2 separate regions of the Homo sapiens genome follow, and region 2 is linked to region 1. Evidence: chromatin loops called from intact Hi-C (ENCODE). Cell type or tissue: dorsolateral prefrontal cortex. All regions are shown on one strand.

The links. Hi-C counts contacts between places; a loop is a spot of excess contacts. Peaks named below come from ENCODE experiments on the same cell type or tissue, not always from the same donor. Only the 100,000 strongest peaks of a DNase experiment are listed, where the experiment ranks them.
Region 2: it touches region 1 in a loop (2.5-fold over the local background); 1 of 110 quality-filtered maps calls a loop at or near these places.

Annotation. Positions count from the first base shown.
Region 1 is chr17:32,658,526-32,661,025 of GRCh38, forward strand. It overlaps MYO1D (myosin ID), which reads right to left. Exons shown (of 22, transcript NM_015194.3): 17 at 590-813. Among named protein-coding and RNA genes, the nearest start is that of CDK5R1, 170 kb to the left of the region's middle. In dorsolateral prefrontal cortex, CTCF peaks have their summits at 978 (motif pointing right) and 1,180; a DNase peak (open chromatin) is centred at 976; H3K27ac peaks cover 2,492 bases.
Region 2 is chr17:32,544,857-32,547,356 of GRCh38, forward strand. The region is part of intron 21 of MYO1D (myosin ID); the gene reads right to left. Among named protein-coding and RNA genes, the nearest start is that of CDK5R1, 59 kb to the left of the region's middle. RefSeq lists an enhancer at 1,263-1,762. In dorsolateral prefrontal cortex, no CTCF peak of the experiment used is centred here; a DNase peak (open chromatin) is centred at 1,235; H3K4me3 peaks cover 953 bases; H3K27ac peaks cover 1,918 bases.

The sequences.
Region 1 (2,500 bases):
GTACCAAATTTTACTTGGGTTTTTATTTATTTAAAAGACAGCTCGCTCTAAAAACAGTTATTTTCCCCTTTGGCTGCACTTTAAAATCACGTGGGAAACTTTAAAAAAGGACCTCTGCCTGGGCCCCACCCCTCCAGCGCCATTAAACAGGACTCTCTGGTGGTAGGACCTGGGTGCTGGCATATTTCCTAAACTCCTTGTTATTCTAAGGTGCAGCAGAATTGAGAACCACTGCTTTGAAAGGATTAATGGATTTTCTAGTTTGAGTTATGCGTGGTGGTTTTATTTTTAGCTAATAAAAGTAAGTAGAAACAGCATGCTAGTAGCTTATCTTAACTATGGCTTGTGTCCAGGGGTTGTGGCACATTGCTGTCAGCTGCTACAGGAAAAACAAATTGGCAGTTCCTTTATTTTGAGGGGTAAGCAGATGCTCTTTGAAAGCCAAATCTACAAAACTGAAAACATAAGGTAAAGGTAAATGTCATAACAGCAAATAGCTGAGTCAATATCACGGTCTCAGACTTGTGACTTTGCATAGTATTAACTGTGCCACCATAAATGGATGCAGCACACAGCAGCACGTTCTTACCTATTGAAAATCGTCTGCAGGGCCTCCTCAAAACGGCGAAGAACTTTAGGAGGGCTTGGCCACTTCACGTGCTTCCCGTAGTCTCGCATGGTCTTGACGCCATGGAAGCGTCTGGCCACCTCGTGGATGTACGACTTCACTTTGTAGCGCCGGTAGTACCTGATTATTGTCAGAGCTGCCTTGGTTCTTTTGTACCGCATGCGGGCCAGGGTGCCCCGCCACACCTTCACAATAGAGAAAGAAAAAGGAAAACGTTATTGACCGGCTGAGTTGTGGATGGCTTTGATATTATAGCAGCTCCTCTACTTACAAACTCAACCAGGCAACTTGCAAGTGTGCACAAAAATCAGCCAGAGCCAAAGCATGTCAGTTCCACCTGCCACCAACAGATGGCGTGGGGAGTCACATCAGTCATTTTGTTTCAGCTGTCTAGCTGCTCATTATTCTACACTGAAGTGTGTGCTGAGCCTGAAGCTGAGTCCTGTTTTAACTCTACTGTCATGAAAAGAAGAAAGCCAAAATGCAAATATCTTTGGATAAATATTTTAGGAATGCTGAAGGGAAGCGAGATGAGTCAGAACATCATGCCATAAGCATCTATAGTTTTCTTGTGAAACCTAACTTTACATAGATTATACATGCTGGCCACTGGTGTAACGCCACTTTGGATTTACAAACTGATTTACACACAGCCTGTGCACCTCCTCTCCCGCGGCACTATGTAAACTCTCAAAGATTCATGGGTAAAGGGTAAATCAGATTACGTACTAATATCCTGTGAATCTTTGTTAAAAGTTTTTCAGTGCTCACAAATCAATGACACTATATAAACGCCTCAATGCCAACTTCATCCAAGCATGGTAAAGTCAGAGATACTTATTTTTTTTCAGGATCCTTTGTCAGGTACCCATATTTCTCAACTTCTCAAGCAAAAACAAATTTGGTGCGATCTTCAATTAATCACTGGCTCTTCCCCTGTATATCCTCTCCACCACCACTTTACTCCTTCTTCCACAATATGGAAGTGTAAACCCCTTTCTTTCCCTTTCTGCTACCAGTCTCCAAGATGCCAAACAACCCTAGTTGCTTTCTTCGATGAACTCCTTGTACACATCGCCATCATGCCCCAGTATATTTATTGCTGCTACTTAAATAACTGTTCCAACTCTTAGGTTGATTATATTATTTCCCTCCCTAGTCCCTGGCCTTTCAGAGCCAAGATTTTCAACCTCTAGTTCAAAGCCCACAGTATGGGTTCTGCAGACTCCCTCAGGTTTCTTTTATTTCTTCTTAAAAATCCCCGTCTGTGCCCACCAATTCCTCTAAGCAAAACTTGCACAATGCCTCATTTGACTCAGTTGTTTTAGGTTTGTCCTCATGCGGACTCCTAAAGTACACCATGTGCTTGCAGTGTTCTCCCTTTTCAGCCTGCTGCACGATACAGATTTGTTTGCACACTACGTGCAAGAAGATCATCAAGGGACCCCAATGGGTCAAGAAAAACCATAACATTTAAGGGAAACATGACACATGGGCAATTTGTGATGGTAACCTAGAGTTCACATATAAACAGAATGTTTAAAGACAATGAGGCAATAAAAACTAACTCGTCATCTCATGTGGCGTCAGTACAGCAGCCCTTTTTAGTCAAAATGGCTCCCTTCCTTGTAGCCAAATCCACTGTACAGATGGCTTTGTTACGCCTCCACCCAAGTGCAAAAATAAAGCTCCCTTCTTTAGCATCTTGAAAAGCCAAAAAAATACAATTACAGGGTGAAAGTATGTGATTTAATTTCTTAGACAAAACACATTTTTAAGTTTCCTACTGTTTGTTGCTTTTTTCTTTTATTGGGAGGAATTTAAGACTCCTTGGAGCCACATCTATAAAGGATATCAATCTTTAATTTTCAA
Region 2 (2,500 bases), 110 kb before region 1:
TATATATATGGCCAAATTAGTCAAATTCCCCATTTTATTAGTTGATCTGGTAAAATATTTGATAAAATGCATATTTTTAGTTCTCTGTGACTTCTCTTTCTCCAAGTTTTCTCTGTTTCCTATATCTGGGCACAGACCTTGTCCACCTGCCTTGCGTATTGATATGGAGTCTCTGCTTAGTGTAGGGGAGCAAGGGGAGGAGGCATCTCTTCCCCTTACAAGGTCTTTGTTCCATCTTGCCCCTCTCTGGCCTCTCCCGCTGAATGCCTGTGGCCCCGAGTCTGCATCTCTCTTTGGGCAGAGTGCGCAAGACACAAACCAAGGAGTCAGACTCGAGTTGGAGTCCTAACTCTGCACTTCCCAGCTGTGGGCACCTCTGGCTTACACAGCCTCTCCAGGGCTCAGTTTCCTCATATAAAAAATGGGAGCAATGCTCATCTCATGGGGTTATACAGGGTAAGTGAGAAAACGTATGTAAAGCATGTGGCTCAGTGGCAGCACCCAGGAAACATCAGTAAACAGTGGCATATTATTCTCCTGTTTTAGGCTTCCTTCTGAATGTAGTCAGTCCCCATTATTAGATCGTAAACCCTTTGAGGGATCAAATATTTATTGAACTAATGGGGAAAGGAACGTGAGAGGAGTGGAATACCATTCCACCTCTTATTAGGAAGACACTCACAGAGAATCATGACCGCTGTCTTACTTCTGTCCCTAACTGGTCCCTAGTTAATTGATCAGCCTAAGGCTACATTGTTCTACCAGCCATATGGTAGACTTTAATTAGTGAAGATAGTAAAGCATGAAAGGTCAATTATTATACATTCTTATTGTGATACATAACCTCTCAGCTTAAATTTTATATGCAATTCGCCACATGAATGACATCTCCAATTTCTGAAGTATCCAGGTGATTTTTTTTTTTTTTGGGGTTCCACATAAGTGTCAATCTCTACAATACTGAAGAACAGAAAGTAGGATGAAATGCTTTCTCCCTTTCCTCTGTACACAATAAGAATTTAAGGTCTGTTTCTTTTTCTCGGTGTCTTTTCTAAAGGACTTGGGGTACTTGGGAGTATGCATCTGAAGCCCTGAGCTAAACTCCTGTGATATGAATTTTATTGGGTTTGAACCAGGGAAAGCTTCTAGTGGAGACTCATATGATTCTTTCACACTCTTGGAATAACAGCCACTGAGGCCTTGCCAGACCACGTGGCTGCAGATTCACAGTCTGGGTCGCCTTCCCTTCACACACCCGCCCTGGAGCACCCAGGCTGCCTTTGTAACGGCCCTGAGCTGTTAATGGTTCTGATGCTGCACCCGGTAGAAATGGCTCCCTCACTATGGACTTAGCCACTTTGAGGGCTGAACAGTAGCTCATCCACTCTCTGGTTTTCCTTTGGAATTCAGTAATGAACTCATTAAATCACCAACTTGTTGTGACAGGAAGTCATTCAGATGCTGATGCTATTGCCATGGAAACCATCCCTCTGCGAGGAGCTCTGTCTGTCTTTGTCGAGGAGCACTCCAGCTCCATAATTACTGTCACCCCCAAATAACACAGAGCCATCACGACTGTGAGCAAGTCCAGAAGCAGGGGCACACAGAAAACCTATTTTGCTTTCAGATGATGAATCCTTGTTGGTTTTAGTATTTTTAGCACACATTTCTCTTCTGTGCCGGTTGTCTTTTTAATTCCTATGTGCTGGCTGCTTTCCAGCACCTTTCCTAGAGAAGCAGAAAAAGGATTTGTGGGGGGCATGGCTGCCAAGGATATTCATTTAAAAAGAACCTACTGTTTCCCCAAACCCCTGTGCTCCCAAATATGAAAATATGAGTTCTCCTGCCTTTTAGTTGAGACTCCAAGAAAGGAATCTCAAATTCAATTAGTTTACAGCCTATAAAATGCAAAGGTAGTACTGCAAATCAGTAATGCCCAGATGCAAATTCAGAGGTGCACCTCAAAGTGATGTTTGCTTTATTTTGTTTGGGTTATCTAGGCTATCACTGAGCTCCATTATTGAAGGCTGGCCAAGTCACAAAAATAAGAACCTTTTTTTTTTTTTTTTAGAGACAGGGTCTTGCTTTGTCACCAGGCTGGAGTGTACAGTGGCACAATCACAGCCCACTACAGCCTCAAATTCCTGAGCTCCAGTGATCCTCCTTCCTCAGCCTTCTGAGTAGCTGGAACTACATCACCGTGCCCAGCTAATTAAACATTTTTTTTTTTGTAAAGACAGCATCTTACTATGTTTCCCAGGCTAGTCTCAAATTCCTGGCTTCAAGCAAATCCTCCCACCTCTACCTCCCAAAGTGTTGGCATTACAGGTGTGGGCCATTGTGCCGGCACGAGAACTCATCTAACTCAAAGCAGCAATCAAGTCTTTTTTCATATATGTTACAGCACATGGTATATTGTGAATATTCAAAGATAACCAGCACCTAATGAGTACCTGCCAGACACAGCGGCAGGCAATTTACATTATGTTTCATGATTTAA